Regions from separate parts of the Homo sapiens genome. Here region 2 is linked to region 1. Evidence: read pairs that join two places in POLR2A ChIA-PET (ENCODE). Cell type or tissue: GM12878. All regions are shown on one strand. Each heading gives the region's core, and the rest is flanking DNA. Links, peaks and the distances in the headings are about the cores only. Region 1 overlaps SMNDC1 (survival motor neuron domain containing 1). Region 2 overlaps ADD3 (adducin 3).

Region 1 (4,402 bases), core at 151-4,150:
TAGCCACACGTGACTACCATACTGGATGGCAAGGATTTAGAAGTGCAAGTTTTAATACTTCAGATAGTAATAACAGAATGTTTTTCCTGACCAGTCTTGATCAGAGTTTCTTCCCATTTTATTCTATCATTAGAAATTTCATTTTGGTCCCTAGATAAGGTCTATTTTGAATTGAAAACTACTCAAAAACGGAAACCATCTTTTAAGATGAGGTAATACTCTGAAAAGTATTTGGCTATAAGCTTCCACTCAGTAATTGTTGTCTCCATTGAGACTACACTTAACAGCTTCTATTTTGCTGTGGGGTTCCCCCCCTCATTCCCCTCCTTTTTCCTTCTCTGCCTTCTGGGATGTATCTCATGCTATGGGTATTTAATTCAGCTTGTTATATTTGGTGAAAAGTCTGTTCAGACTGATTTTGTGGCTTCCTCATATTAATATTTTTTGACCATCATATGGTTTCTAATTTCTTGTGTTCCTCTATAGAATTAGATCCTTATCCCAGTTATTAATTTGTTTGCCCTTTGTTTTATGACAAAATGCTTTTTTTGCATCTTTTCAATGACTTCATTTTGCCAGTAAGGTTTCCATGTTTATCTCTTTCATGTACTGTCTTTCATAGAGACTAAAGTTATTCAGCAGGCAGCAAAATAATCTACTAAAGTCCTGCCTTTCTTTTTTCACTTAAAAAAGTGGGTGTGATAAAATCCAGGCTAGCTAGCTGACTAGCTCCCCGGGCAGTCTATGATAATCAGAGATAGTCAATTTATTAGGCTGTTTTGCTGAATAAGCTGGTTCTAAAGGAGGCAGGGGTCAAGTCACTTGTCTCATATATTACAGTGGCTCTCTGCATCCCCGAAACGCCTTCCTTCAGTAAGCAGAGTGCTTGAGTGCACCCCATTTGACCTGCTGATATGTAGATCACAACACCTGATGCTTCCTGGAATTGCCGATTACTGTAACTGCTGCCCATCTGTCGATGAAGGAGCAGTTTCAGAACTCAGACTTGAGGGAGGAAAAGTAATTAATGGTATGTACCTTCAAGAACCCCCTCATACATAAAATAGTTTTTCTAATACTTTGGTCCATACGCACATGTGAAGAATAGAAATTTAGAAGGTTCTTCATAGTTTGTTGGGAGGGTTATGTAAAACCATGGCAAAGTTAAAGGACATTAGGAGTAAATGCTCTGGATTTTTTCTAAAAAAGGGTCATTTCAGCACAGGCCTCTGAATTCACTAATATGCACAGCTTTTCAGGACCCTTTTCTTTGATGAAATATATTTCTTTAACAAAATATATTTGGAAAACAGTTCTGTCCTAAAAGAAATAGAGTTCTAAATCTGAAACCTACAAGTGCAGAATTCATGTCTGTGCTTAAGTTAAATGATCCCTAGGTGGATCTGGAAGTATTTAATGATAGAGATTTGTGTGGGCTCTTGAGTCAGGCTGACTGGATTACATTCCTACCCCTAAAAGTGGTTAAAAATAAGACCAGATAATTTACTCTTCTGTTGTGTACTACTTGATCTAGTTATTTGGAAGGTTCTTTGCTTTGTTTGCAAAGGACTGTCTAATTAAAAAGATCTAATTAATGGCTAGTTGGCAACTAATAAAACTTAGAGATATTATTCCTACTAAATTTTTAAATCAAACCTAAGTGTTCTATTTATTTATTTATAAAACTAACCTTTCTTCAAGAGATTTAAGACTCAAATATTAGTTTTTTCAGAAATAGCCAGGAAGATTTAGAATCTTTAGGAGAGAGGTAATATTTAACTTTCTTGGCTACTGGAATCAAAATTACTATTATGAAACCTCAGTGGGAACTAGAAGAAACTCAGTACATAGTTTAACTTTGTTAATTTTTCTCCCCAAACACACAGTATGATGTTTTAAATGCAACAATGGGTGAACAGCTATGCAAGTTCTTAGATCAGATAAGATGCATAGTGTGGATCTTCATTAGAGTAACAATATAGTAGACAGGTAGCAGAATCTGTCGGCTTGTACTGTTCTCAATTTTTTAGCCATCCCTACACCAAACATCTTTGAATGAAGCCAATAAATGTAAGCCTGAATTAGAAAAAAATATTTGCCACACAGAAAGGCATTGCCTTTGTGTGTTACCTTTTTTTCCCCCTTTTAAATGAAGCTGTGCTAATGTGCTTAACATTAAGGTATGGAACATTTAAAATCTAACCTGGTAATTTGCTTACCCAGATGGGGTGAGTTTTACAATAATTGAATAGGAAGACCACTGGTTTCTTTTACATTGCCTGTAGTATTTTAGTCGAGATATGTATAAGTAGGAACATTTTTGTTACTAATAAAGCTGCTTAAAGTGTTTTGGGATTGCTTGGCAGTTAATACTGCTGAGTAATGCCCTATAAAACAGTACAGTTGCATAAAATATGTTACAATAAGAGTATCTAATTCAGTGCCTCATACTTGACTTTCTCATCTTTAGAGAGATCTATTCAGCTAAAATAGGCACTTAGAAATAATGCATGGTATAAGCTCAAGTCTTATATTTTCATTAGTATTTGTGGTTAAGTTGAAAGGCAACTATATGGGCTTAAGTCACAGCTCTGCCACTTAACTGGTAGACAATACTGTATCAGTTTCTACATGGGGATAATCACAGTACTTGCTTAATAGTGTTATGAGCTGCAAATGAAATATATGTAGAGTACTTAACGTACAGTATGAAGGCTGTCATCAGAAACTAAGTTGACAATGAGAATTATAAAAATAATGTTGTAGTTTTTGTTTTTCTTTTTTAGGAAGTTATAGAACTAACCAAAGACCTTCTGTCAACTCAACCTTCTGAGACGCTTGCAAGTTCAGACAGTTTTGCTTCTACTCAACCTACTCATTCATGGAAAGTAGGAGACAAGTGTATGGCAGTCTGGAGTGAAGATGGACAGTAAGTGTAGAAAAAAAAACTCTAACTATAACATGAAATAATAAAATACAATGGTAAGAAGTTTTTATTCAGTTTTAACTACCCTATTTTAATCTTGACTTCTATTAGGCAGTATGATTTATAGAGCCAATTTGATTCTTGGGTGGTTGCCATTAATACAGTTTAGTTTTAGCTTTAGATTAAGTTTTGGGGAGAAGAATGGCTGGGATTCTGGAGGAAAGAAAAACAGGACAATGAATGGGTGTTTTCTAAAATAATCTAAATTATTTTCTCTAATTGAAAATTGAGTGAATGGTTGGTTTTTCTGAGAATTCTGTGAAGAGCATACACTGACATCATTCCTATAAGAAATATCTTTTCGCTGGGTGTGGTGGCTCATGCCTGTAATCTCAGCACTTTGGGAGGCTGAGGCAGGCAGATCGCTTGAGGTCAGGAGTTGGAGAGCAGCCTGACCAACATGGTGAAACCCCATCTCTACTAAAAATACAAAAATCAGTTAGGTGTGGTGGCGTGTGCCTGTAATCCCAGCTACTTGGGAGACTGAGGCATGAGAATTGTTTGAACCTGGGAGGCGGAGGTTGAAGTGAGCTGAGATTGCACTACTGCACTCCAGCCTGGGCGACAGTGAGACTCTGTCGCAAAAAAGAGAAAAAAAGAAACCTCTATTCTCAAAGACATTAAATCACGTTGAGTAGGTACATGTAAGAGACTTGCCCAGCAATATTATGATTGGGATGTCCTTTTTTGATAGCAGATAACTAACTTCAACCACTCTTTTGTATTCTCTTTGCTGAAACAACCATTTGATTATAGAAGTTTCATTATAGACACATGTAATAATTTTATCACTACAGTATAAGTCTTGTAGGCTGAGTACTAAACCTTTACTCACCTGCTTACAGCCATGATATCTTTACAGGTGTTATGAAGCGGAGATTGAGGAGATAGATGAAGAAAATGGCACCGCTGCAATCACCTTTGCTGGTTATGGCAATGCTGAAGTGACTCCACTGTTGAACCTCAAGCCTGTAGAAGAAGGAAGGAAGGCAAAGGAGGACAGTGGCAACAAACCCATGTCAAAGTAAGTGACTTTGACTTTTCCATTTTAGGTGCAATCTTCCCCATTTGGATACTTGAAGTAGTCTGCAGAGAGAATCTATGCATAAGAAAGTTGTAATACTGTTTTACCGTTGTTTTGAAGATTAGCAACAAAGGGTCAACATTGTCTGTGTAAGTGTGCCTAAGTAAAGTGAAGATAATTTTGATTCCCATTTAGGCATTCAGTAAATATTAAGAAGATAACTATGTACAATGAACATCTTCCCAGCATATTTTATAAGCCAGGTACTGGGGCTATACCACAGGAGACCACCTCAGGCCTTGTCCCAACTGAGTTTATATTTAGAGAAGAAAACTCATCATTAATGAAGTGCTTTAATAGTACAGTGTAAACATTACAAAGGAGCTATAACA
Region 2 (4,402 bases), core at 128-4,127, 220 kb after region 1:
AACTAAGGTAACCACCACACAAACATACAAACTCTCTCTCCTACCTTATTGGCCAAGAAAATGTCTTTTATCTTCCAGTTGTAATTACACAAATCAATTGAAGTCCTTACATCATTTTATCTTTAGAACAGCTGTCATTTGATTGAATTATGAAACTAAAACTGTGAAACAGGTAATGCTACCCAATGCTAAATATCCTATGTGTGATACAGCAAAAATACTGCTTTTGTTACTTTATAACTTTGCCATGTAACTTTGTAACTTTGCTGGCAGGATATAGTTCACCTCTAAAGCAGCTTCCTCAGCATCAAATCTGAAAACTTTAATTATGTTAAGTAATGTCAGTTTTAGCATTTAACGAAACAAGGAGATGGATTAAAGGGCTAGAATGTGCAAACAGTTTAAACAAGAAACCTGAAGCCAAGTTTCAAAGCCCTAGGATTACTTCTGAATGGTCGGACTCACTGAAAAATTATAAGGATCCATTTTAAAAACAAACATAACTTCACAATCTTCCTCCTCAAATATTCAAGCTTGATAAAAAGGATTTGCTTTTAATTCTGGAATGGGTTTTATACTTTTGAAATTGACTTTTGAGAAAAGGATAGTTTATGTAAAATATAGAATGATATTCAACTTTCCTTTTTTACATTCTTAAACTTTAAAATAGCTTAGGCCACATGGAAGGTCAAATAAATTACAGACCACACAATATATACAATAGATGTTTTTAATTTAAATATGAGAAACTTCATATAATTTGGGTTATCCAGTTTAAATCAATATTCCAACAAAAATACTACATAAATATTGAAGTTGGGTGGGACATTAAAACTCATCTATTTCAATCTCTTATTTTATAGATGGTAAAACTGAGGATTCAAGGAGGTCAGGTGACCCACCCCAATACCACACCCAAGTTACCCGACTTTGAACCCAATGTTCTTTCACTGCTCTGAGGAGAAATGACTTCCTCCTGGGGCAGTTCTTACCCACCCCGACCCATGAATGCCTGGGATAGTGCGGCCTAGTTTTGGAGCCCTAGTCTGATACATAGAAGTTGGTAAGGGAATTTTCTATTTCCACACAGCACTATTATACCTTCCCTATAGTACCCCAGTTCTGGGTTCTATCCCAAAACGGAGGTAGGAGAAGACTGATAGCATAAGTACGTCTGATGGAGAGGGGATGGGAACTAACTTGGAAATGATCCAAATATCCATCAAAGGAGGAATAACTGAGTTACAGTACATCCATCCACACAATAAAGTACTATAAAGCCATTAAAAAGAATGAAGTAGGCTGGGTGCAGTGGCTCACGCCTGCAATCCCAGCACTTTGGGAGGCTGAGGCAGGTGGATCACTTGAGGTCAGGAGTTTGAGACCAGCCCGGCCAACATGGTGAAACCCCATCTCTACTAAAAATACAAAAATTAGCCGAGCTGTTATCCCAGCTACTCGGGAGGCTAAGGCAGGAGAATCGCTTGAACCTGGAAGGCAGAGGTTGCAGTGAGCCAAGATCGCGCCACTATACTCCAACCTAGGTGACAGAGTAAGACTCTGTCTCAAAAAAAAAAGGAAAAGAGTAGATACATAATGGTATAATTTTATATGTATTAAAAAGATGTTCAGGTAGATCACACACACACACACACACACACACACACACACACACACACTCTCTCTCTCTCTCTCTCTCTCTCTCTCTCTCTCATCATTTTTTTGAAAAATAAATTCCCTTCTGGGGAGTGGGGCTGAGGGATTAGGGTGGGAAAAACATTTTGTCACATGCCCTTTTATATTATTTCATCTTTTTACCATATGCATTTTTTAGTAAAATTACCTTTTAAAAGTACGTTAAAGCAGAGAAAGGAAATTCCACGGAGCTCTGGGAGACAACTCTGGTGATGAAGATAAAGAAAGGGTTTATCAATGGTAATCTGACACTCTATATCTAATGTACATGACACATTATATCTAGTTCTCTAGAAAAGCCTTCTCAATGCTTTTCATGTCATGGTATGTCTATTAGTTCTCACTAATAGGGTATGCATAAATAAGACAAAGCTTGTATAGCAGACTGGAGTAAAAAGGAGGAGACTGAGGGGCAGATTCACAGGGCTTGGTAAAAAATATTCCATTTTCTTTATATTATGTATTTAGGAAAAGATAAGAGTATTAATGGAGATATTAACTATGATTTTCTATTAAAGTTCCAAATAAAAATCTATTTAAAAATCTTCTAATTTCAATATTTAACAGCAAATTCGTTGGCAAGCTTTGCTCCAGCATAACTGTAAAAGTCGAAGTTTAACTGTATTCCTCCAGAGTTCAAAGGGACAGTACATTGTAACCAATATTTTTTGAAATGAAACATAACAGAAAATAGCATTTTCTGTGTTGTAAGAGAGATTTATTTCAGAGATGTAAAGTGGTTCGTGTGTGTCATGATTGGGTCATGATGCAAAATATACTGAAAAAAGTTTGAAAGCCACTTTTACCCAAGGCTACACAACTAATAGCTGTACACTGAGTAGCCAATGTCCACGAGTAGCCAGGTCCACGAAAACACTTGTGGCAGGAGGTTGGCCTAATTTCAACTTGAAAATGCTGATGAGATGATTTATATAGCTAGTTCTACTACTCAGATATTAAAAAGTAAATTTCAAAATTCCTGACAGACACAACTTCTTAAAGTAAAGCTTTAGTTTTCATGTCACTTATAAGAATTACTGAGTTAACATCCAAACATTTTTCTCTCAATTCTAGCATATTCCCTTTAGCATTGCTGGGATAGTCATGTGTCTTTACAAAGAAAATTAGGGTACTCAAAGCTAGAAAAGATCTTAGAAGAGGCTAACCTAAATTCCTAACTGTACAGGTAAAGAAACTAATGTCCAAAGAGGTAAAACAGTCTCTTGATTCCCAGGCTAGTGCTTTTTGCTATGATACCACACCTGTGCTTTATTCTTACATCCTTATGAAGTTAGAAGTCAGCTAAATCCAATTACTACCAAGTAAAAAGGAGGAAGCTGAAGCAAGGAGATGCTAAGAAGTCTTAGTTCAAAAAGGATGACACAATGTCACCCCTGCAAGCCTTACAGAAATTAGCCATTTTCAACATTCAGATTTGATTTCAACAGAGGCAGTTATTCAGTTTGCTTGCACCAAATGAGTGTCTACCCAAAGTGTACACATGACCACACACCAGAGAGTATAGATAACACAAAGCACAGCCTCTCTCTCTCTACATGCCCACTTCAGTCAGTGAATAATTAAACACTCCAAAGGCATTTAAAACTCAGGTACAAAGAGAAACTCAGTGTGTGAGGGGGAAAAAAGATCAGACAGACCCCCAGTTGCGAAAAAAAAAATTGCTGAACATGGACCTCAATGAACAACAATAATTCTCCTATAGTTCAACTCACCATTCACGTCACAAACTCTAGAAAGAACACAGAAGCACGGAACTGATGAGGCATGGAACAGAACTTTGGGCTGCAGCCTGCCCCAACTCTTCTGACAAATACCCAACAGCAACAGGACAAAGCATCATTATGACAGAAATAAAAGGCTCTTTAGAAGCTGCCTTTTTTTTAATTCAATGAACCCACTCTTACACACAAAGTTCATGTCACGATGTCTCGAAATACAGTATTGCCAGATTATGCTATTAATGGGTCCAATAAATTCAGTACAAAACACTGCTTCAAGCATTTTCAAGTTAAATAACTAGCACATTTGGGAGAATACTATTTGCCTTCATTTGAACAGTCAGTGTCATCCCCAAAATCGTTAAAAATAACAATTCAGTAAACTGTTTAAGAAAGAGAAAGAAAAAAAAAAGCAGACAAGTGAACTAAAAGAAAAAAAACTTAGTGGAGTGATAAAGCCAGAGGCTCCTCCCAAAGAAGAATATTGCATGTTACTAGCAGCTGGCACAAAGCTTAACCATCTATCTTATCTGTGTTTCCCCTTAAGCTGTGAGCAATCAGTATTACAATAGACAATCCATTACTTACAAAAAAATTGAAGTGCTGTACATTTCTTAAGCTGGTTTTTGTGTGGCAATTCTGTTGCAATACTGCCCTAACAATGAACTTTGTTTTAAAGAGCAAGATATCCACACTCAATGTGGTTAGAGCAAGGGTGGAGCTCACTCTGGGGGAAACAACACACCCAGGCAGACTTCAGTGAGAGCAAACTGCACATTAATATTGCCACACATTTTTCAGAGCCTTGGAGTCACAATTAATTCATTAGTCCTCCTAAAAAAGTGGGGGAGAGTTCATGTTTGTAGATCAGCTTTCCTGCCTTGAAGTAAAATGTATTCTCATTTCTTGTTTGTGAAGAAAGTAAAGATAAAATGCAAGACAGATCACACAGTTCAACCAACAGAATG

The links. ChIA-PET counts read pairs that join two places held together with the same protein. Peaks named below come from ENCODE experiments on the same cell type or tissue, not always from the same donor. Only the 100,000 strongest peaks of a DNase experiment are listed, where the experiment ranks them.
Region 2: POLR2A ChIA-PET joins it to region 1 with 8 read pairs; 4 of 35 experiments call an interaction of 5 or more read pairs at or near these places.

Annotation. Positions count from the first base shown.
Region 1 is chr10:110,297,175-110,301,576 of GRCh38, reverse strand. SMNDC1 (survival motor neuron domain containing 1) reads left to right here. Exons shown (of 6, transcript NM_005871.4): 3 at 2,787-2,929; 4 at 3,849-4,010. Among named protein-coding and RNA genes, the nearest start is that of SMNDC1, 5.5 kb to the left of the region's middle. In GM12878, for the core only: no CTCF peak of the experiment used is centred there; no DNase peak of the experiment used is centred there; H3K4me3 peaks cover 768 bases.
Region 2 is chr10:110,076,739-110,081,140 of GRCh38, reverse strand. All of the region lies in intron 1 of ADD3 (adducin 3), which reads right to left. Among named protein-coding and RNA genes, the nearest start is that of ADD3-AS1, 71 kb to the right of the region's middle. In GM12878, for the core only: no CTCF peak of the experiment used is centred there; no DNase peak of the experiment used is centred there; H3K4me3 peaks cover 1,375 bases; H3K27ac peaks cover 1,648 bases.